Regions from separate parts of the Mus musculus genome. Here region 1 is linked to region 2. Evidence: chromatin loops called from intact Hi-C (ENCODE). Cell type or tissue: left cerebral cortex. All regions are shown on one strand. Each heading gives the region's core, and the rest is flanking DNA. Links, peaks and the distances in the headings are about the cores only.

Region 1 (12,443 bases), core at 4,326-6,825, 58 kb after region 2:
TTTCCTGATGCAGAGCAAGGTGGGTGGAAAATGACCTGCACAGTGGCAGGATAGGGGGGGTCTCTCTCTGACGTCACAGCCCGAGAGAATCCCTCTGCTTCTCTCTTAGACACCGTTTGCTCTAGCCCTCTCTGAAATGGCAAAAGAGACAGATCCTAAGTCTTATATGTTATTGAGACAGAAAGAACTACCGTGAAAATGAACCCTCCGATCCCTGCCCCCTTTCTCTCCCCCATGTATATGTATAGGTATATGAGGTATATTAGGAATATGTATATGTGTGTATATGTATATGTATATGTATATGATGTATGTACACATACGTACCCTAAGACAATTGATCACATATCTCAAAGTTTCTTCAACCTTGAGACCAATGGGAATGGGCCTAGAATGCCAAGGGACCTTAAAATTCATGGGTTGGCAAACGTCTTTCAATAATGCAACTGACAGGTCATTGGCCAGAGTTTCCCTGCTTTGCTAAAGAGGGTTTGAGATGAGGGTTTGATTCTCCTACATCAAGGCTCCTGTCTGTCCTCTCTCCCAGTCCCTTCCTCTTGGCTTGCTTTGCAGGGATGCTCAGTTGCTCACACAGCCTCTTCCCATTAAGGTAAGTAGTGCTTTCCCAAGAGCACATCTTCGCTATGTCTGCAGTTGTGTCTTAGCTGGGTAATGTGTGGTGCTGTAGTTTAATGGTCTATTAAAACACAGTGCCACGCATTAAAATCTTGACTTTTGTGCTGCTGTAGAGAGACGGAAGGAAGTTGGGGTCCCCAGAAAGCACGGTTCACTTGCTGAAAGTTGCTGTAAACAGAGCAGGGAAATCTCAAATGGCAGAAAAATGTAAAAGGAAAATGTGTAGGTGAGGCGGCCAGTAAAGCCCTCCCGTGTCCTTCCTGTCTCCCTTCTACCAAGGCAGCCCCTTTGCCTGGAGGGAGCAAACTGCTGGTGCTGTGGGCTGCATCTGGAATTTCTTACTGCTTAAAAACAAATCCCTTCAGATCCAATCTCCGATCTTTATTTGGAAGCACTTCAGCTTTCTCTCTCTCCTTCTCTGGGAGAGACAGAGTTCAGGAAAGCTGCCTCCAGCCAAGGAAACCTGCAGTCGCCTCCTCCAGAACAATTGCCAGGGAAGGAGAATTCTTCAAACAGCTGTAAATCCTCCCACCAATATCTCCTTCCTCTAGAAACCACAACAGATCCCCACATCAAAGCTGCCTGTCAGCTGCCCAGACAAAGAATCAATAGTTTAACAGAAGGGAAGCCGCAGGAAAGCTGGATGTTTGGTACAAAACACCTACACTGCAAACAATCCAAATACCATCTCCTTAGAACTCCTTAGAAACAAGAACGAAGGTCCTGGGGCTGCACCATCCTATGGGCTCTGGTCAGTTTGCCTGCAAGTGAACAGCCAGGATAGCTGCACTGACTGTGGGAAAAGGAGAGAGGTAGAGACCAGGGGATTCCCTGTGGATGCTCAGAATTAGGGCAAGCAAAAGGGAAAGTGAGTTGGGAATGGTGTGGACAAACACCAGGGGCTCTGCTATTGTCTTGCTTCTGTGTGTTATTGTGTACAATTGTGTGCTACTGTGCTGTCACCTCAGACCAGGTGGAATCCTCAACCATGGCTCTTCACATGTGGATATAAACTCTCTGAGTTTCCTTCCAGCTCTCTGATGAATGAACTCTAAGAAAATACACACAAAAGATGAGTGTGTCCCCGCCCCCAGCTCATGGTGTGTGTGTGTATGTTTGTGTATGGTTTGTGTGTGTGTGTGTGTGCCTCTGTGTATGTGTGTGTGCCTCTGTGTGTGTGCACATTATCATTATTAACCATTTATCAAACTGGGTGTTGATCTTCCAGTGTCTCCTGGCAAATGTTGCTTGGTTAACTGATTTATTATACTGCAATGGGTCTGGTGTCAAGTGTAGGGCTTACTTGAATTTCTGGTGAAAGTGAAGTTCCCATGAAGAGTCCCAGATTTTCCAAATTTGGTTATTAAGCAGTGATGTAGAACTTAGGGCTCACAACTTGTACTCCAAGTCAGGTCAACCCATGTGCCCTACATAAGCTAATAAAAGAACCAAATTAATAATAGAGAGCAGAAAAGGACATTTATTCAATATGGCCACATTGGGAAGAGGGACAAAGACACCCAGCAACCCACTCAAGTATTTGGTCACAGCAAGGAGACAGTAACTGGCATGCTTCTTTTTCTTACACTGTGGGGGCTCTTTAGCCATTAAATACTCAGAGACATAAAAGGCTGCATAAACCAGCGTCTCCCTCAAGGCATGAGAGATAGAACAAATCTGGAGTGGTCATCACACAAAGCAAAGACAAGAAAGGAGAAAAGGTGGTTTTGGATTTGGCAAAGGTTGATGTAAGAACCTTGTGGGGACAGGGAGGCCCAAGGAGACAGAATCCAACACAGCCTTCCCTCTAGAGTGATCCATACCCCCAATCAGGGCTTCCCAAGTCTCAGAAATGCTCTACAGCTCCCTGTTGCTCAGCTCAGCTCCCTCAACATACGCTCTGCCAACTCTCGAGGAGGGAGGTGGGCTGAAGAGTCCAGAAAGGAACACAGTGAGAGTGAAGCTTAAGAAATCTTTGGAGGTGAGGAAGCAATCAGATGCCCCAATGTCCTGGGAGCCAGAGCTGATTGCCCTCCCCACCCACCCCCTGTCTATACAGGAGATGGCTGGATATATAGAGCTTTGTAGGAAGGGCTCCTAAGCAGAGCAGTGAGAGATGAGCCCTCAGACCTTGGGAGAGCCCGCCAAGGAGGACCTGCGTGCCCTAATTCCACCAGCAGCGGTGAGGATGATGGATGGATGATGAAACTTCAGGGGATGCTCCGCCCACAACACTGGCTGGGGCAGTTTGAATTGAACAGAACCTGAGAGGGGGAATGGCAACCTTGAGAAATGCTTGCTGCTTTTCTTCTCAAAATAATCTTGGTGGAAGGGGCAATGAGGGGTAAAAAGAGGGTGTGGAGGATTTCATGGCGATGGAGGCATCCTGGAAAGACAGAACCAAAAACCCTTGGTGGCTACTTGAGATGCAAGTTTGAACCAGGTCCCTAATAATAATCACATAGGAGGCTTCTTTCAAGCTTGGCTACCACTCAGATTTCTAATACAGAATGGAAGGAGATTTTTTTTAATGTAAGTTCTGAGCACTGGTCTTCACTAGCTTGGGAACTCCTTTAATTGTCTAACCTGCCTTGCTCAGAGGCAATTCTGAAGTGTGAAAGAAGGGTGACGAAGGCAAATCATTGCACGAGTAGATCATCCCATAACAATGCTAATGGTTAGTGGTTTTAGCTTTCAGTGATCTAACCCCCACGGGCTATCTTAAATGAACATCAAAGAGTTGGAGTGGTGGTGGTGGTGGTGGTGGTGGTAGAGGTGGTGGTGGTGGTGGTGGTGGTAGAGGTGGTGGTGCATACCTTTAATCCCAGCACTCGTGGATTAAAGAAGTAGGTGGATCTTTGAGAGTTCTAGCCCAGTCTGGTCTACAAACCAAGTTCCAAGATAGCCAGGGCTGTTACACAGAGAAACTCTGTCTCAAGAAACAAACAACAACAACAACAACAAAAAACAAACAAAACGGACATCAAGGAACCACTTAAATTTCTCTCTTTGAAGCTGACTTAAGAATGAAAGGGAGGGAGTCTAGGCCATAGCCCAGGAATTCCTGGATGCCAGCACTCAAGGATGAGCCAGTGAACTTCCTCAGCCCACAGAGGGACCCCAAGCTGTGCCAAGCCAAATGAATATCTTGGCAACATGTCACTTCGAAGGCCTGGTGTTGGAAAGGAAATCGTGGAGTGTTGGTATTGCCCCTCTGACCAGACAGGGAAGAGTGGGCTGTGGGCCATTTTTAAAGGGGTCTCAGATCCAAGGATGGTGGCCAGGAAGTAGCTGTGACTCATTTAATAGTCCTTATTTTTCTCACTTAAGATTCTCCTCATCCAAGGATACATGTTCTTCTCTAGGTTCAGGCACTATTCCAACCCCTCTGTCTCACCAGGAAGATCAAGGTACTGGCTGATATTCCCAATTATGTTTGTCTTTTCTTTGTTTTAACACCTGTGTTCCTTTTGAGTAGTTAGTCCTAGAAATGGGGACCCTGGCACTCTGTGCCCCACCCTCTTTCCCCCTCAGTACTCGCCCACTGGAGGTTCCTGGGGTACCAAATGCAGAAGCTAACACATTCTGCCTGACTTTTCTTTCTGGGCCCCAACCACATTCCTTAGAATCCTCGTTCTTCACACCCACCCAGGCCTGTCTCCGTGGTTTTCCTCCTCTGCTGAAATCTATAGAAAGAAGATGATGTCATTCAATGTACCGGAAAATGGACCTTATGTTCCTTCTAGCTTACTTGTACCAGCTACCGCCTCTTCCCTGTCTTCCTATCCCTCCTTGTGCAGGCTCAACCATTCCACCCCCTCCAATGCTTGTGGAGGTGATACAAGACTTTTAGTCAAGCACGACCACCACAGACACTATTGGGACAGGGCTTTGCCATCATGAGAGAGACAAGGTTAATTCTTCGCCTTCCATGTTAAAAGTCCAGTAAAATCCTGCCCCTGCCACGGAAAGTGAATCATATCATCTGGATGAATGGAGAGTGGCTCCCTCTGGCAGGAAAGCTGGCCAGCAAGTGGGTGGGACACACCAGTGAGCCCAAAAGATATGCCCTTCCCCCTCTTCCTGTGCATGGTTCCCCTTATAGTCTTCCTCGTCTCTGTGGCTGCTAAAGCCATCTGCCAAGCCCCCAGCTATCCTTGGCTAGCACTGTCCAGAGGGGAGGCATATTCAAGGAACTCTTTCTTTCTTTCTTTCTTTCTTTCTTTCTTTCTTTCTTTCTTTCTTTCTTTCTTTCTTTCTTTCTCTCTCTCTCTCTCTCTCTCTCTCTCTCTCTCTCTCTCTCTCTCTTTCTTTCTCTCTTTTTTTTTGATTGGATATTTTCTTTAATTACATCTCAAATGTTTTCCCCTTTCCAGGCCTCCCCTTTTGGAAACCCCGTATCCCATCCCTCCTCCCCACTGCCTCTATGAGGGTGCTCCCCCACCCACCCACTCCCATCCTCCAACCCTGGCATTCCCCTACATGGGGTATCGAGCCTTCACAGGACCAAGGGCCTCTCTTCCAGCTGATGCCCAACAAGGCCATCCTCTGCCACATACATGCCCAGTGCCATGGGTCCCTCCGTGTGTACTCTTTGGTTGTTGGTCCAGTCCCTGGGAGCACCAGGGGGTCTGGCCTGTTGACACTGCTGCTCCCTCCATGGGGCTGCAAACCCCCTCAGCTCCTTCAGTCCTTTCTCCAACTCCTCCATCGAGGACCCCCAAGCTCAGCCCAATGGTTGGCTGCAAGCTTCTGCCTCTATATATTAGGCTCTGGCAGAGCCTCTCAGGAGACAGCCATATCAGGCTAAGGAAATAGCTTCTTAGCTTGACTTTCTTTGGCCTGCCTGTGACCTTCACTACCCACCTAACCCTTCTCTCCTCTAAAGCCTTGCCCAGCCTCTGGGTATCTAGAGAACCAGAGACCAGACATTCAGTTTTACTGTAAGAACAAGCCATTGTTATTTCTCTTTCCAGGTATTTCAGTCATTCCTAAATGTGGTTTTTATATTTATCACTAAAAGGGATATAAAGGAGATGGGGGATCCCAGTTAGAGGAGGAGGACTTAGCTGGGAAAGGCACTTGCTTTGCTCAAAGAGGAAACCTGCTGTTCTAGTGTGGAAGCAGGCTGGCCTGGCGCAGAAGTCTCGGTGTGGTGGGACTTAGGGAGAGGAGCTTGGCAAGCCTTCTGCAGGCTGAGCGCAGCTTGCGATCAGCTCGTTTCTATTGACTAAAAACTTGCTAGGAGAGGATAAAAAAATCATAGCAGGCACAATATAGCTACAGCGAAGACCTTGTTTTTGCTCTCTTTCTTTTTTAAAAACAATATAATCAATGAAAGGATTTGGGAAGAAAAAACAGAAAGAACTGTGGAGAGCGAGCACCCAGGATCTTGAAATGGGTCTTTTTCTCCCTGCAATCACTTCCTGCATGGTAGTTTAGCTTTATTTGCCTTTTGAGAGATGGAGCTATGTCAATAGCAGCCAATCATCCCATTAGCTGGGCTGACAGGCAGAGCCACAGCCTGGCTGGTGCCTGAGGTGGGTGTCTGTTCATCTTTCCCTGCTCCAGGCTGCTCTCAGCTTCCACCTGTGGCTGCAGCAGCTGCCAGGGAGCAGGGCTCAGCACTGCAGTGAGAAACAAGAGCGTCTTCCATGCGCAAATGGCAGTAACTGATTTCTCCCTTGACGCTTCTGCCAGGAAATGAAGACTGCCCAGGGGAGAAGCATGTGGAGCCAGTGGGACGTTTGTTTCTGTTTCACTTGCTAAGCATTGCATTTTCTGCATTTAGGGAAGACCATAGGAGGGACTGATCCAGGACAGACTGGATACTGACACAGCCCAACTGCTGGGTCAAGAAAAGGAATTTTATCCATTGGTGTGTGTGTGGGGTGGGGGTGGGGGAGTCTCTATGTTCTTGTGAACTTGAACTTCAGCATATTCCAAACTCTTTTCCTCCAGAGCCGGTCCCTCTTCTGGGTCCCCTCTTGAACCCTGCCACCATCCTCCTCCTCACTGTTCATGAAATGATAGGAACTGGAAGTCATGCTTGAATTCCCTTCATCCCCATCCTCCCATCCATTACTAGACTGTATCAGCTTCATTCCATAGGATCACAATGTCTCTGGATTCTTCCATCCTCCATCCTTTACCCATTGCTGCATCCCTGAAAAACCATGGGAATCTATTATTGTCCCGACCCCTCCTGACCTTACAACAGAATTCATTGGCTTGTCTTGAGACAGTCTCTCATGTAGCCCAAGCTGGTCTCAACTTCACTGTGTAGCAGAAAAGGACCAGGAGATCATACTGTCTCTGCCACCTGAGTGACGCGGCTATAGGCATGGTGGCAGACTTCTGCAGTGCTAGGTATGGAACCCAGCATGGACTCTGTGCATGCCGGGCAGGCACTTTGCCAACTTGTTGGGAGCCGCCCTCACATTTGCCATTATAAGATGGCGCTGACAGCTGTGTTCTAAGTGGTAAACATAATCTGCACACGTGCAGGGGCAGTTTTCCCGCCATGTGTTCTGCCTTTCTCGTGATGACAACTGGGCCGATGGGCTGCAGCCAATCAGGGAGTAATACGTCCTAGGCGGAGGATAATTCTCCTTAAAAGGGACGGGGTTTTGCCATTCTCTCTCTCTCTCTTGTTCTTGCTTTCTCTCTCTCTTGTTCTTGCTTTTTCTCTCTCTTGCTCTTGCTTTCTTGTTCTTGTTCTTTCTCTTGCTTTCTTGTTCTTGTTCTTTCTCTTGCTTTCTTGCTCTTGCTCTTGCTCTCTTGCACTCTTGCTCTCTTGCTCTCTTGCTCTCTTGCTCCTGAAGATGTAAGCAATAAAGCTTTTGCCGCAGAAGATTCTGGTTTGTTGCGTTCTTCCTGGCCGGTAGCAAACGCGTGTAAGAGTTGGTGCTGAAATCCGGGATGAGAAGACCTGAGATGAGAAGACCTGGGACGAGAAAACCTGGGATGGTTACCATCACCGGCGCAAGGAAGATTCCTCATTCCGGAACCAGAACTGCGGGTCACGGTCATAAAGGTTCCCGTAAAACAGACTGTTGAGAAGGATTCAACTGCGTATATTCAGAACTCTTCAGCTGGGGAACGGTGGTAATAAAGTGTTCCCGCAACACAGACTGTTGAGAAGGATTCAACTGCGTGAATTCAGAACTCTTCAGCTGGGGAACAGGGTACTCGTAAGTATAGCTTTACAAGGTACGTCTGGCCTTGAACTTTCTAACGAAATTCAAGACAGTCTATCAGAAGTAAAGTGGAAAATAGCTTTACAAGGTATGTTTGGCCTTGAACTTTCTCCAGTGTTAGGAGCCTTTTTGTTCCTTTTCACATGTTATCAAGCGGTTAAGGCAGGGCTGAAAATTCTGGATGAAATTCAGGGCAATCTATCAGAAGTAAAGCGGGGAGAGAGAGTAGGAGCAAAGAGGAAATATGGTACACAAAATAAGTATACAGGCCTTTCCACGGGTCTTGAACCTGAGGAAAAGTTTAGGTCAGGTAAGAATACCTGGGGAGAGATTAGAAGGAAGGAAAAGAAAAAAGATCAATCAGCGGAGGTCTCTAGGAGAAGGAGCCTATACTCATCACTAGGTGAGCTCAAGGAGCCAGTTCTTAATAGTTCTGAATCAGATGAAAAGGCTATTAGGGCCTGGAAGGCGCTCTCCCGAGCAGGTGAAGCCACTGGACAACTAACAAAGATCGTCCAGGGACCTCAGGAGTCATTCTCAGATTTTGTGGCCAGAATGACAGAGGCAGCAGAGTGTATTTTTGGAGATTCAGAGCAAGCCGCACCTCTGGTAGAATAGCTTATTTATGAGCAAGCCACGCAGGAATGCTGAGCGGCCATAGCCCCAAGAAAGAACAAAGGTTTACAAGACTGGCTCAGGGTTTGTCGGGAGCTTGGGGGACCTCTCACCAATGCAGGCTTAGCGGCCGCCATCCTCCAATCCCAAAAATGCTCCATGGGCAGAAATGAATCAACGCATAGATCTTGTCCAGGAACAACTAGATGTATTATGGCAAATAGCTCAGCTGGGATGTGAACAAAAGTTTCCGGGATTGTCCGTTACTTCCATTCAGTATGAGAAATTTACTAGGGTAGCTAATTTGTCAAAAAGTCTTTCTCAGTATATGTTACAGAATTGGACGGCTGAATTTGAACAGACCCTTCGGGAATTGAGAATTGCCATCATTCAGGTCAACTCCACGCGCTTGGACCTGTCCCTGACCAAAGGATTACCCAACTGGATCTCCTCAGCATTTTCCTTCTTTAAAGAATGGGTGGGATTATTTGGAGATACACTTTGCTGTGGATTAGTGTTGCTTCTTTGGTTGGTCTGTAAGCTTAAGGCCCAAACTAGGAGAGACAAGGTGGTTATTGCCCAGGTACTTGCAGCACTAGAACATGGTGCTTCCCCTGATATATCTATGCTTAAGCAATAGGTCGCTGGCCATTCAGCTCTTGCACCCCACGAGGCTAGTCTCATTGCACGGGATAGAGTGAGTGCACTTCAGCAGCCTGAGAGAGTTGCACGGCTAAGCACTGCAGTAGAAGGGCTCTGCGGCACATATGAGCCTATTCTAGGGAGACATGTCATCTTTCAAGAAGGTTGAGTGTTCAAGTGTCCTTCCCCCAGGAAAAACGACACGGGAGCAGGTCAGGGTTGCTCTGGGTAAAAGCCTGTGAGCCTAAGAGCTAATCCTGTACATGGCTCCTTTACCTGCACACTGGGGATTTGACCTCTATCTCCACTCTCATTAATATGGGTGGCCTATTGCTCTTATTAAAAGAAAAGGGGGAGATGTTGGGAGCCGCCCTCACATTTGCCATTATAAGATGGCGCTGACAGCTGTGTTCTAAGTGGTAAACATAATCTGCACACGTGCAGGGGCAGTTTTCCCGCCATGTGTTCTGCCTTTCTCGTGATGACATCTGGGCCGATGGGCTGCAGCCAATCAGGGAGTAATACGTCCTAGGCGGAGGATAATTCTCCTTAAAAGGGACGGGGTTTTGCCATTCTCTCTCTCTCTCTTGTTCTTGCTTTCTCTCTCTCTTGTTCTTGCTTTTTCTCTCTCTTGCTCTTGCTTTCTTGTTCTTGTTCTTTCTCTTGCTTTCTTGTTCTTGTTCTTTCTCTTGCTTTCTTGCTCTTGCTCTTGCTCTCTTGCACTCTTGCTCTCTTGCTCTCTTGCTCCTGAAGATGTAAGCAATAAAGCTTTTGCCGCAGAAGATTCCGGTTTGTTGCGTCTTTCCTGGCCGGTCGTGAACGCGTGTAAGACCAACTGAGCTGTACCACCACCCAACTCATTGTCGTTGTCATTGTTGCTGTTGTTTTTGAGACAGGCTTTCTCTGTGTAGCACTGGCTATCCTACAACTAACTCACTAGTAGACCAGGCTGGCCCTAAACTCAGAGATCTGCCTGCCTCTTCCTCCCAACTTTTGGGATTCCTCTTTTTTTTTTTTTTAAATAGTACTCATGTTAGGCTTCTTGTTATAAAACCCTTAATATCTTCACATTGCCCCTTAAAGTCTGTTTACAAACTGCTTTGTTTCCCACACCATCCACAGTCTACCCCACCCACCCTACTGACCTACAGCTGCTGTCTTCCACATCATCTCTGTTTTGGGAATCTTCAAGCCTTTCTCATGGTCACACGCATCCTTGGCCCTTTGAACATGTGATTTTTGCTACCTGACTTTGGGGGTCCAGAATGACACTTTAGGGGTCCCCCTGGCAACCTGAATACTTTGAACCGTGGGAGATAGGAAGGCTGGGGAAGTAAGGTCTCTCTGTCCTTCCCCTGTCCTCTCTCTCCCCCTCCCTAGGGATCACCATGTAATATCTCTGTTTTCTCCTCTCTTCCTCAACTGGGTCATAGAAAAAAGAGCTCCTTGCCATAGAGCAAGGCCCAAAGCCCATGAAGGACACAGTCTGGGCAGCCCCTCCTCTGCCTTGAAGGTGTTAGAGTGACAAGGGTCTGTCCCACACCTCAGGAAGAAGAGTCTTGCAGAAACATAGATAAGAATCTGGACAAGTCTTCCTGAGTCTTCTGTAGCCACACTCTTTTTGTTGAATTAATTCCCCAAACTACCCATTCCTTTCATCACACTGAGCATAAAAGCCAGTTTTCCCTAGGTCTTCGAGTCTGTTTCTGAAGGCTCTGGTGCAGTGTGGAGTTTGTGTGCTGTGCTTTGCTCTTGTCAAGAGGATATAAGCTGTGGCCTCTGTGTTGGGTGAAGGCCTGATAGCTCAGCAGTTGGTGCGTTACTTTTGTTCCAAACAGAACTTAAGGAAGGAAGGAAGGGTTTGTTTGGGCTCACAGCTGGAGAGCAGAGAAGGCATGGACGCACGAGGCAGCTGGTCTCAGTGTGTCTTTAGCCAGACAGAAGCAGAGAGAAATGTATGCTGCTCACTGTCTGCTTTTCCTTCAGTCCCTGTGATGGTTTGTATATGCTAGGCCCTGGGAGTGGCGCTATTAGGAAGTGTGTCCCTGTTGGAGTAGGTGTGTCACTGTGGGTGTGGGTTATAAGACTCATCCTAACTGCCTGGAAGCCAGTATCCTCCTAGCAGTCATCAGATGAAGATGTAGAACTCTCAGCTCCACCTGTACCATGCCTGCCTGGATGCTGCCATGCTCTCACTTTGATGATAATGGACTGAACCTCTGAACCTCTAAGACAGCCCCAAATATATATTGTCCTTTATAAAACTTGCTTTGGTCATGGTGTCTGCTCACAGCAGTAAAACCCTAACTAAGACAGTCCTTGATGATGGATCCCACAGTGTGGGTCTTCTGTCTTCAGTTAAAACTTTCTGGGAAAACCATCTTGGGTGTCTTCCCAGGTGATTTGAAATTCAGCTGAGCTGGCAGTGATGATGAACAATCACAAAAGGGTAGGTCCGTTGTTGTTCCACGGTGTTCTGTAAGCTTGGTGCCATTTGCTAATAGACATTTAAAAGATTCCTCTCATTTGGCTTTTCATCGTTGTCACAAAAATGCTCGAGACAATCAGTTTAGAGAGTTCTGGCTCACAGTTTCAGAGTTCCAGCCCATAATGGCTTCACTCTTGCTTTGGGCCTGTGGCAGCACAGTGCATGGCAAAAGCATGTGGCAGAGGAAGGCTGTTAATCTCATGGTTGCCAAGCAATGAAGGATAAAAGACAAGAAAGGGCTGGGGTACCAATATCCTTTTGAAGGAAATGTTGCCAGTGATCTAACTTCTTCCCACTTAGACCTTAACTTTTAAAGGTCCCACTGCCTCCTACAAGTGCCACATGAGGGGTCTAAGCCTAAAAACACAGGCCTTTGGACCATTCAAGATCCAATTTACAGCATCTTCAACTAATCTCAGCTCCAAAAAGAAAAGTACTGCATCTTTCTTGGCAACCACTGTATCCCTTTGAACCCAGAGTTGATAGCAGGCACCTAGGAGATGCTCAAATATCTAAAGTTTGAATTGAAGATATTTTGGCAAAACTGCTCTGAAACTATAAGTTCTATATTGTGCTGGTGGCTTTTATTTCTGCTTTCTCAGAGCAAGTGGGACAGAATAGTTTATTATTACTTAAGCTTGAGTAGAATTTATTTATACCGGTGTGTCAAGGCTTTCAGGCGTTTGCACCTTGGGCTTTTACTTTATACCTGTAGAATGAAGGGTTCATGTCTCTAGGGACTTCTAGGCAGTAGCCAGCTGGTGGGTTCCTTGTGAGGCACCAGAATGTTCTGATCATTGTTTCTTTTTTATAGTTTAGAACTGAAAAACAAGGAGGCCGGCAGCAGAAGCTAAAGAAGGCAG
Region 2 (12,443 bases), core at 3,392-5,891:
TAACATTTTTTCCACCCTGGCTGGTTGACCTAGGGTTATAGATTCTGTGTATTCAGAGGCCTAACTGTATTTTCATGATTAGTCTGCAGAGAGTGGAATGCACTCCTAGCCACCTTTAGATTCTCACTGTTGCAATAGCATCAAAGGCTCACTAAGGGGAAGGGTTTTTCTTCCGGTCAAGACAATGGGATCTTTGGCTGAGTAGAGGTGAACATTCTATCTAGTTGGGCTAGTCAATCGCCTGGCTAAGCCCTTTAGGAAGCATTCAGGGATACGTGGAATAATTATCTCTTTACTGAAATAATGTTCTTTTTCTCCCCAGAAACCTGGACTGCCTGCCTTTGAGTCCAGTCTCAGATTGGGATAACCTTTTCTTTTCTTCTCTTCTGATACCAGCTTGAACTTGGGCATGTTCTTCTTTAACACGTTGAGCTCTCCGACTCGTTTCTGAAGCTGAGGCTGCCTGTGCTCCACGTGGCTCAGTCCACTGCTCGACAGAAAACTTGAGGTCCAACAGCTTGCCTTTCTTTCTCTCCCCTGTCTTCCTTCGCTGGGCAGCAGCCTCTTTTCCTTGTTTGCCTGATCACTTGTTTTTGTTTTAAACTCTAATACCGTTTTTTGTCTCCTGGTGGGGCCTCCTCCACCCCTAGGAAGCTCTGGACATTTCATTGAGCAGTGCTAATGAGGAGGAGCAAGATGTCCTACCCTCTGCCCCCACACTGACCTAGGAGGCATGGTTGGGTCACTTTTGAGTGTTCAGAAAGAAAGCAGTCTCCCTATCATTGCCCAGCATTTGTTCGCTGACTGAATTCATTTTCTAGGGCTGGCTGGCAAAATTCCACAGACTTGGGAGATAAAAGCAACATGAATTTACCTCTTCACAGTCCTGAAGCAGAAGCCCGGAATCCAGGTTGAACCAGGATGGCTCCTTCTGAGGAGGAATTTGGTTTACAGATGACTACTTTTTTTCTGTCATTACATCTTCTCTTTATATATATCCAAATTTCTCGTAAGGATGCTGGCCTCCAGATCAGGGGCTTCAGTAATGACTTTACTAACTGACTTGCCTCTTTAAAGACCCTGCCACCAACTACAGTCCCATTCTTAGATCCTGGGGGTCAGGGCTTCAGAAATTGAAGTTCAGCCTGCAGCTGTTCCTCTAGAGCAGTGGCTCTCAACCTTCCTGATACTGCAGCCCTTTAATATAGCTCCTCATGTTGTGGTTACCCCCAACCATAAAATTATTTCATTGCTACTTCATAACTGATATTTTGCTGCTGTTATGAATAACCATGTAAATATCTGGTGTGCAGAATGTCTGATACGTGACAGCCCTACCCCCAATGGGTTGAGACCCACAGGTTGAGAAACACTGCTCTAGAGACTAATTCCCATTTACCAAGTATCCTCAGTTGAAGTGTCTATGCTTTCTGTGCCTGTTTCTCATCTGGAAAAAAAAATGTTCCACCTCACTGAGTGGCAGAACTAACAACTAACTGAACGAGTTGGTGCCCAGAGGGACCAGGGACAATGGTTCATGGTAAAGGGAACCGTTGGTGAGTATTACTTACCCTTAAGGAAACCGTAGTGGGCAATCTGGGTCTAAGAATTTGGTCCGTGCCTTCAGGATGTTCACAGGTCTTCGGGTTAAAGATAAACCCAATAAATACAAGAACCGAGACACTGCTCTCTGAACCACCCTTGCTGGGAGAAGTCAGAAGAGAACGGAGCACCAGCAACTGAGCGATTCCCTTTGAGTTTCAGAGCTGCCAGAAGCCCTGGGTCCCCCGGGTGCTCGAGAGGGTGCTTCCCAAGAGAAGGCAGAGTCCCTGCGGACTCTTCATCTTCACAACCATCATCTGTGGCTTTCTGCACATCATCAGAGCTACCGAGGGATAAATGTCCCCTCTCCAAAGAGTGACCAGGGTCTCTCTGCCCTTCTTCAGACCCCGCCGTGTCACTCTCTGGGTGCCGCTTCCTGTTCCATAGAACTTTTGGTGAATTCTAATTGATCCTGCCACTACCTGCCTGGCTACCGTATCCGATGGGGCCACTTCTCAGCCCTGGGTTAGGCAGGAGCCAGTCTCTGATCCCCTTGGAAAGCATGTGTCGCTTTCCCTCTGCTGACTTTGGAGGCCCAGAGCTGCAAGAAGAGGAGGTATCATCATGCCCCAACTTGCCTCCACTGCCTGTTTCCTCCTTCCCTCTGGCCTTCACTCGGCCCTCATCTCAGTTGGACCTTCCTGCCATCACGTCACTGGGGGGGGGGGGGGGGTGTGCTCTCTTTGCCATTATGTCACTGGGAGCGTGCTCTCAACGCCATCACGTGACTGGGAGCGTGCTCTCTACGCCTCTAATATGTCATCTATTTTCTGACTCCTTGAGGGTAAGGAGGCTTGTCTCCAAGATGAGCGCCCCGGTACATAAAGCACAAGTGTTTGGTGAATGAAAGAAGATACTCTTGAAATGTTGTGAGCTCCGACTCCCAGAGCCAATGAGGGTCAGAGACAGTGAAGCTTTTTGTCTAGACCCTGGCATCTGCCGATCTCTATAGGCAGATGTGAGGGGATTGCCCAGCACATTGTCAGTCTCACTCTAACAGCCCCGAAGCTGGTGGTATTCCCCAAGGATGGACGATGGTCAATCCCTGCTGCAGGATTAACGTGCTTATGCCATTTGCATTAGCCTGTTTGCAACGACAATAAATTCATTTCTAAAGTCCTCTGAGAGAGGGATGAGTATTATCCCCTGACCCGCAGGACAAGGTTAAGTGACCACCCCAAATGAACACAGCTAGTAAGTCCAAGGTTTAGACACTGAGTTCAGAGCGCTCTGACCCCAAGCCTTGCTCTCTGAGCACTCATCTCTTTCTGGTGCTGTAGGTATTTTAAGCTGTGCCTGGGCTTGCTCACCAGATGGCTTTTTAATCTCTCTCCTGTTGCTACATTATTAATCTCTAAATTGTTTAGCGGTGAGATGAACTGGTACAGGGGCGAGGCTTCCTGGAAGAACTGCTGACATTTTACAAGGGCCTGGGAGGGTGGTGCAGCTTTGGGTAGAGGAGGGAGAGACAGCAGCTCACTAGGGCTGGGGAAATAACAGTGGAACTCTGCAATATGGCACCTACCATTCTGGAAACCAGACAGATACACTCTTTTCTCTTAACAAAAAAAAAAGCTGTGCGCTCAAATTAGTCAAACATTTAACTGTCGGTGGCTTCCTGATAGTGCCTGCTCCAAAAGGGATAAAAAAACAAACCTCCTTGCAACTCCATTTTCAGAGTGTCTATGACTCGATGAGACATTGGGTTGTTTTTCTCCCTCGCTGCAGAGTGATGGATGCTTCCGGCAGAGTTGCAAGTAGCAAAGTCCCACAGCCTGGAAGCTTTCCCTCGCTTATAGAGTGAGTCATGCTAATCCTGCAGAGGGGCAGCTGCCATACGCCCTTCGAATAGGCTGCGTGTAGGAGGTCGATGGAGTTTGATGGGGCTCTTGGGTGGCTGCATCTCCACGGAATGGAGGGCATGGTGCCCTCAGATGAGCAGAACAGAGGGAGGCTAGAAATCTGAAAAGCTAAGTTATTCTGCCGAGCATAAAGCATTTGAACCTGCCCCACCCTTCCCACTTCCCGTCTGCTCGTTATTCACCACAGTAATATTTGGGCACTTTGAAAAGAACGATATTTTAAAATGAAGCTATTCCAAGGAGAAGGAAAAATATCTTCATTTGGCATCCACCAGTCATGCAAATTAGCCCAAATAAAAATAAGACTGAAGGCAACTTCGAATATTATTGTACTTTTCCAGGCTCCTGCCAGTCTCTGCTGTCAATTGAAACCACCCTCCATCCTGGGTGACAATGATGTAAGCAGGGCTTATGATCTTGCCCAGATCCGTGCAGAAGCAGGCACTCAGAAAGCATGGATACCAGAGATTCTTTATGCAGATCTTGTTAGAACCTAGTCCTTGAAGTGACATGGCGCTCTCCATGACAGGACTTTGTACAAGTATGTTTCTACAGTGTTGATGATACATTGTTGGTTCATTAAAGATTAGTCTATCAAATATCCTAAGACTCCCCACGTTCTTCCTGGGAGACCAGTCCAAGTACCTGCAGAAGGGGGCAGAATTAGAAGGGTCAGATATGATGCAGACTGTTTAGAAACTCCACACCCCTTGCTATGAAACAGACGTGGAAGTGGATGAAGAATTTCCAGGACCCCTTGTCCAGGAAGTCCTCACAATGGTACCCAAGTCACTCCTCTCGTGCTTCTGAGGCGATGAAGCTGTGTCTTTTCTCTCTCCTTTCACTTCTGTCTGCTCTGCCCCTCTCTTTCTTTTCTGTCCTTAGTCTCTCTTTTGCCTTCTCTCCTTCCTATGTGAATGTACACTGTGTTTGTTCTGGGCTGCAGGGTCACCTCCACTTGCTATACATAAGCCCAGAACTGAAGATACATTCCATGGTTATTTGAGACAATGGTTGATGCTTCTTACTGTTGGTTTCCTAGCGTTGTGATTGAAATGGCATCACTGGATACAGTCTCAAAGTCCTTCCCCCACACTATTTATGGACAGTTCTGAAAGTTCTCAGCCATCTATATTTGTACTAAGCTACTATTTCAGTGTGATGTCAAAGCAACTGGGACAACATCCTCACTTGGCTAGTCACAGAGGAGACAAACATGTTGGTATAGATGTTTTACATTTGTCTTTCAAGGGTCATGAGGTTGGTGGCTGCAGAGATATCACACCAATGGAACCTATGAGCTAGCAATCCTTCCTTCAAAAACAATCTTCTTTCAATAAGTCCTCTCTTTCCTCTTTCCATGTTTTTTTCCCCTTCTCTTCCTTCTCTCCCTCTGGCAAGATCCTGTTCTTCAGCTTAGAAAACTTTCCTGTGTGGAACATACAGGAGCTGTATGGAGAAGGACAGAGCCATCCAAAGGAGGCTGAGCAGATTTCTGAACTGCCCCATGGACCCCACTCTCCCACTTGGTTTTGTTTGCTGCCAAAGCAATACCCTATACCTCAGTAAAGTATGACCCCTTCACCAATGATGCTTTGTTCAGTCTTCATTACAGGCCACATTTTCTCTGGGATTTCCTCTAACCTTAGTTCTCAATCCTCCCAGCAGATCAGACTTGCGATTTCAGTCATGTGGTCTCAGTATTATGCACACTCCTTGATCCATTAACTCTCCTAGAGCTAGTTCTTTATATTGGCATGTATTCAGGCATAACAGTAGCCATCAGAGATGAGTAAGACCTTTGTTGAATAAGTAATAAATGTTGCTGAATTGGAATATTATGCAGTCATTTCTTATAATATAAAAGATCAACAACATGGAAAAGCATCTCCAATATATTATTTAGCAGAGAGAAAAACATAGCTATAAATAGTGTTGTTTACAGCACCTGGTGGCACAGGCCTGAAGGCATAGCCACTCAGGAGACTGAGGTGGGAGGATTGCAAGTTCAAGGCCAACCTGGACAACTTAGCGAAGCCCTGACTTGATTCCAAAGTTGAAGGAAGGCTGAGGTGATATAGCTCAGTGGGAAAGTGCTTTCTAGCATGAGCCAGGCCCTGAGATCAAGCCCCAGCATCACATGAACTAAAGATGACTCTTCCATTTAATAAAATACACACACACACACACACACACACACACACACACACACACGAGTCTGCACAAACGTGTGTACATGTTCACACACTATTAGAATATTTATCAAAACAAATAATTTACTGTCTCAGTAACAAGGTTAAAAGATATTTTTGCTTATCAATTTGATAATTTTTAATTGTTTTGTTTTAATGCATTTTCTGGAATGTAGTACTCAGCATTTATGTTGTGCATGAACTTTTGTGGTTGTATTGAAATATGATTTCCCACTTCTTAAAAATGTTAGAACTGAACTAAGGTGGGCGAGCATTCTTGAGTAAGGCACAAAGACCATTCACAGGGTTCAAAGGTCAACTAGGAAGATAGCCGTGCAAGATGAAAAGAACAGGAGTAGAGTCAAAGAAGGATGTGGGGCATGAGGGACACAAGGTGACAGGAACTTGCAGTGTGGACTATCTTCAGGTCATAGAAAGGGATGTGGGTGAGGTCAGTGTTTCTATAGTGACAAAACCAATTCAATAATAATAGCAGCCCAATGATTACACAGTCTGTGAAGGGAACACTGAAGAGGGTGCTGAGGTCTTGAAGGGCCACTGATTCTCCTGTGTGCGATGGATGTGTTTGATGGTGAAACAAACAGAACCCGTGTGAAGAGTCGTGTTTCTGGGGCTTGGGAGATGGCTCGTGGTTAAGAACACTCACTGCCCTTGTGAAGGACCTGGATTCTGCTCCCAGCATCCAGATGATAGCTCACAACCATTTGAATTTCAGTTCTAGAGCTTCGGACATCCTCTTCTGGCCTCTGAGTGCACAAAACAAACACATGGTGCACATATATGCAGGTATGAACAAAATACTCATACACATAAAATAAACAAATATTTTTTAAAAGTTAAAACAACAGCAAAAGGATCAGGTTTCCACTGGGGCAAAAGGGCTAAACCAAATGAAATTGCCAGAGGTCATTGCCAGGCCTTCAGCTTAGCTAGCCAGGGACACCCACTGGTGTGTGAGCCACAGTTCTCTTGTTAGGTATGGAATTCACAGTTCTCTGATGGAGACAGACTTGTGGCCAAACTCTAGGCAGGCCATCCCCAGCACTCCAGGGGAGGTGGGTGTGGTCCTCAGCTTTTCAAGATTATTCTGCCAGGTTTGTCTGAAGGTGTTTGTTAAAGAGCTATCAAATGTAACCTTACTATGAAATTCAGATTACAGAGAACATTGTAATAGTTCCTTCTGGAATGAAAGATGAAATGTACTAACTGAGTCCTGCAGATGAGAGAGCTAAATGATCTTTGAAAGAGAGATAGAAAAAACAACCCCACCAAAGAAACCAAACAAAAACAAAACAAAACAAATTCTTGTTACTTAATGTAATAAAGATACTTGCATCATTTTGGGAAAATTGGAAAAGTACCAGAAAAGAAGTCAAAATAACAGCAGTAACAAAAAAAATATTTTTTTTTGATGAAGAATTAAAAATCTCTGCTCCTTGGTATCTAACCCCAATCCTAAATTAAGCACAGTGCTTACACTTGGGGGAAAATATAGAACAGTTCTCCTTGAAAAGAATTCTTGGCAGCATACACCACCAGGGTGATTGGCTATGGCGACTCCAGCGTGTTTGTTTATTTGTGTCTAAAATCTTTAGTGCCTTGCAAGTGGGCCCTGTTGCCCACACTTCCAGTTTCGATTGACAGCCCTGAGAGTTGCTCCATTCACAGCCATCAAAGACATATTCCTTCAAGCTTAGCATAATCCTTTTTGAAGGGCTGCAACAGCCAGTGTTATACTTGAGGAAGAATTTTCAGCCGTGGAGGAAGGAGATCAAAGGGGTTTTCTGTGATTGTTTTTCTTTTTTGGATAAAAATTCATTTGACAAGAAAATTAAATTGACCAGAATGTAATAGCCTCCTCTCTTTCTTACTCATTTAGTCAACCAGTCAGTGAAGGCCAACTGAAGGCATTCTGTGCCAGGCTCAGTGCTGGCTAAGGAGTGATGAAAGCCTGGTTTCAACCCTCAGGGACTTCAAAATCTAACTAGATGCACCTACCTATGAGAGTCTAGTGACATGTGCACTGATACTAAAGACGTCATATGGAGCTGGTCTTGGCCATTTCCCCAAATGCAGATTTTTCCCTTGTCCTGCAAGGTCTCTGCTGCCATCATCTTACTGGGGATGAATTTCCTCTAAAGCCAGGGAGATGACCTTCTCCTGCCCCTCCTGCCTCATTCCACCACTCTGCCCCACATCAGTCTGCTATGTAGGCCTCGGGTTCTGTAGAACTCGGGTTCTGGCTTTGGATTTGATTTAGCCAGTTCAGGGTGGTAGGAGGCAAATGAGAGGCGGGACAGTGGGTTTGTGGTGGTGTGTGTGCCCCCTCTTCCTGTCTCATCACTTGTGACCATTTGACTAAAGAATGCTCCCCCACTTCTCCCCCCACCCCCCGTAGGCTTATGTATGCTTGAATGCTTGGTCCTCAGCTAGTGGAACTGTTTGGGAAGAATCAAAGGGCGTGGCCTTGTTGGAGAAGGTGTGTATTGTTGGAGGAGTAGGTCACTGAGTCAGTGGGGTGGGCTTTGTGGTTTTAAAAGCCCAGATTGGACCCAGTTTCTCTCTGTGTCTCTCTGTCTGTCTGTCTGTCTGTCTGTCTGTCTCTCTCTCTGCTGCTGCTGATCAGGACATAGCTCTCAGCTAATGCTCCAATGCCATGCCTACCTGCTGCTACCATGCTTCGTGTCTTGATGGTCATGGACTCATCCTCTGAAACTGGAAGCAAGTCCCCAGTTGAATGCTTTCTTTTTTATAAGTTTCCTTAATGGTGACGTTTCACTGCGGCAATAGTGACCCTAAGACATCACCCTAGGAAAACAGCAGTGGGAACTGACTTCCACACAATATCCTCTCTGCCCCAGGAGGCATAGCAGCTCACTGGTGTTTGTCAGGTCACTTCACTGTCTCCTTCAGTTTCCTAAATACAACTTGCACTTTGTGGGATTTTTGTTTGTTTGTTTTGCTTCATTGATTTCCGTGGGGCTGGAGATGGAACCCGGGGCTTTGTGCATGCTAGGTAAGCACCCTCAGCCCAGGCCTTTGTGAATGGCCCCACTACGACACACTCACCCAGCTTGATGGGCTACTTACCTCATGTCTTCCTCACACAAAGGGGCAAAGGCCTTCTTCATTAAAGGAAGCAACACAGGATCCATTTTTGACTAGTTCTGAGGCCAAAAATGATGGAACACCCAGGAAGCCTTGAAGTAAATCTTCTTGCTTATTGTGGCAGTTCAGCAGGTCACAGATTTTAAAGCCCTCCTGTCTGGTTTATTTTACCAACTGGGAAACTATTTCCTTGCCGCTTCTATCTCAGGGCCCAGTTCCCAGCATCCACCCAGCCCTGTCCACACAGGCCGGAACAGTGGCCTCCCATCTTTTGTTTTGTCTGGGATGGGTTCCTGCCACAGGCTGGGCCATCAAGCATGAGGGACTGTGTCTCACTGGTTTCTAACAGGACTAAGCCTTGTGTCTGTTCCCCAACTGAGGTGCACATGTCCGCTCTCTCTGCAGCTGAAACCCTGTAAGCCATCTCGCACTCAGGAATTCTGAAGCACATGATTAGCTGTCCTTAGCAGGGTTCAGTGGCTGAGATCTAGCTACTGCCACAGGCTACCAGAGCCAACTGCTGGTGCTCTTGGAACAGTGCCTAGATACAGTCTCTGCTTTGCGTTTAGTATAGATCGTGTGTTGTGACCAGTGTATAAGCAGACAGGCCGCATGGGCTAACGCCAGCTCACGAAGTAGAGTTGCTGCATGTATAGACTGTCCTCAGGGCTGCTCCAGGTACTCTCTCAGGAGGCTGGGTCCATATTACATTCAGAAAGTAGAAACGAATGGATGAGTTAGACTGTTGATAACAAGAGGAGAGAGTGTAGCAGCTATCAAGCCTTAGCTTCAACTCTGTGCGTTCTTCTCTTCTTTACCTTTGAATACATACCTACCACACTCCTCCCCATTTAAAGACTGTGTTCCTTCCCTCGATGAACACCGTGCTGGTTAGTTGTTTTGTTCTGTTTCATTTTAATCAACATGACATAAGTCAGGGTTTATCTGGGAAGAGGGACTCTCCATTGAGAAAATGTCACCATCAGATTGACCCCCTAGGCAAGCCTGCTGGGCATTTTCTTGATTAATGACTGATGTGGGAAGGCAGCGGTCCCTCTGGGTAAGTGGTCCTATGGTGTATGAGAAAACAGGCTGAGCAACTCACGGGAAACAAGTCAGTAAGCAGCCCTCCTCCATGGGCCAGCCTGGACTGGAACCATAGGCTGACACAAACCCTCCCCTCCCCACACTGCTTTTGGTCAGGGTTTTATCACAGAAATAGAATGCCAACTAGGACAAACACAGAAAGCATTTACGTTTTCACTAATGACATCCAAGGACCCGGATCTACTACAATTTTAAAGTTAACATTTACTTCTAAAGACCATAGATCTAAAACCATCCAAACTCACTTCCAGGTCTCACGGTTTGGATTGTGAGACACATTCAGCGTTTTGACCATCCCTGTATAATGAGGATATTTCTATCGTCGCATGAACTATGCGAACTGACCCTGATGTACTGAGAGGGAATTAACAAATTCTCTTGAACAAAATCGCTGATTCCACAGCATTAGTGACAATTTGCTGTCCAATTAGCAGATGCTAAAGTTTTATCGAATGAATCACTTGGGAAAGTTTTGTGTACTGTCGGGGTGGTATAAAATGGATCTTAAATGTTTCCCACAGGCCTGTGTGATGACAGCTCCGTCTCTGGTCCATGGTACTATTGGGAAGGGCTGGAACCTTGAGCCTACTGGGAGAACTTGGGTCATTGGAGGGTAGTCCCTTGAAAGGACTGCAGGACTGTCTTCCCTGCATCTCACTTGCTTCTTTGCAGCCATGACATAAGCAACTTGATTAAAACATAAGCTCTTGCCATGATATCCTGCCTTGTCATGGACCCTAAATGGGGCCAAGTACATACATATATGAAACCTCTCAATCATGATTTATAATAATCCCTTTATGCTTCCGTTATTTATCTCACTGTTTGTTACAGTAACAAAAAGCCAAGCAACCCATGGGTATGCTTTTCTCTCTCATTCTGTATTTACTAGTTTTCCCATTTATTTATTTATTTATTTATTCGCGTTACATACAGATCTTAGCCCTGCCTCTCCTCCCAGACCCCCATGACCTCCTCCCCCATGTTACTTTATTTTTAAAGTTGAAGACAAAAGGTAAGTATATGAAGGACTGCGGAGATGGATCAGTTGGTAAAGCACTCTCCATGCAAGCACAGGACCTGAGTTTGGTCCTCAGCATCCATGTAAAAGCCAAGTGTGGCTGTGGGAATCTGCAATCCCAGCAAGATAGAAGTGGAGACCCGAGGCTTCCTGGGGCTTTCTGGCCAGCCCTTCTGAATCAGTGAGCTCCAGGTTTAAGAAAGACTCTGTCTCCAAGGGGGGGGGGGCATTTGTGGGAGATGCCCAACATTGACCTATAGCCTCCACATGCACCTGTACTCTGTACCTACATTCTAACACACACACACACACACACACACACACACACACATACACACACACAGGGCTGCCTGTCCATCAGTTCCGAAGTTGAGTATGTAACAATGCTAGATAGTAGTCTGAAGAGTTCACAGGCTATTAAAAACATTAACATGGTGTTACAGCATTCCCCTGGGATAGAAATAATTGCCTTATAAGTGGGAAACTGTCCTCAGAGTGAACATGTCAGAAGTGTCCAACTGGAAGCAAGAAGAGACAGAGAGAGAAACACGACTCCTGATTTGGATTGCACTACTTTAATCGCTAAGCTGCACTCAGGTTACGCTAAAGAGATATAATGGCACATTTGACGGGCGCCTTCACATCTAGATCAGATAGGAGCCCTCACAGTCCCGAGTCGAGTCTTTCTTCCTTTCTGCCGAGGATGTCACTCAAAATCTCTGCTCTTGTCTCTTCCCCATTGGCTGCTCCCACAGTTCAGAGTCAGCTCCAATCCTAGGGAGGCTCAACACTCTCCTCAGATGAACCTTGCTCTACAGAGAACACCTGTGTACGACCAGCGTGGGAATGGTTGAAGTTGCGTTCCAAAGGCACCACGGCCCTCGCACTGAGTAAAGGAACACTGGGGGAAACACTTTTGAGCGGCAGAACACCCCCTTTTTGTAAAGTAAACAATATGAACCCAGATAAAGCCTCCAATTTACCTAATTTTAGATTTTTGCATATTGGGTTTCATTATGGCAAAACATATCTGTAAATGAAAATATTTTAAGCCTCAGCCCTTTGCCCATCATAATGGTTTTTTAAAATCTCATTACAATAAACCATTAGTGTGAATAATTAAATACCCCCAAAATTGCTTTCCACAATGTATTTAAATATCTGATTTAAAAGGGGGGGAAAACCCTGAATGCCTTGTTTTCAAGCTTCTGTTTTAATCTTGTTTTAAAATGGCTCACAGCATATGCACAATGCAGGGGGAGAGGGTTGACAAGCTGCTTCTAGGACACTAGAGATAGATGAGAGGGTCGAGCAGGGCCAGAAGGCTCCAGCCTCACAGGTACACAGGCAGGAGTTCAACAGGCTGCTCTCACAACTGTAGCATTCTACTCAGGAGATGGAACGTGTCATGCAAGTGGTTCTACACAGAGGTCAGAGTTCAAATTCTCATCCTGCACATGAAATTGGGTTTAGCCCCTCCACTGGCCCACTATGAAGTCTGAACTTGTCTTTATTTGAACATTTTTAGCC

What was found. A loop is a pair of places that touch in the nucleus more often than their neighbours do. Peaks named below come from ENCODE experiments on the same cell type or tissue, not always from the same donor. Only the 100,000 strongest peaks of a DNase experiment are listed, where the experiment ranks them.
Region 1: it touches region 2 in a loop (6-fold over the local background); 4 of 42 quality-filtered maps call a loop at or near these places.

The regions. Positions count from the first base shown.
Region 1 is chr3:85,302,706-85,315,148 of GRCm38, reverse strand. No RefSeq gene overlaps it. Among named protein-coding and RNA genes, the nearest start is that of 1700036G14Rik, 8.6 kb to the left of the region's middle. In left cerebral cortex, for the core only: no CTCF peak of the experiment used is centred there; DNase peaks (open chromatin) are centred at 4,647, 5,775 and 6,198; H3K27ac peaks cover 2,354 bases.
Region 2 is chr3:85,359,942-85,372,384 of GRCm38, reverse strand. No RefSeq gene overlaps it. Among named protein-coding and RNA genes, the nearest start is that of Gm52637, 20 kb to the left of the region's middle. In left cerebral cortex, for the core only: no CTCF peak of the experiment used is centred there; DNase peaks (open chromatin) are centred at 3,440, 4,550 and 4,939; H3K27ac peaks cover 2,197 bases.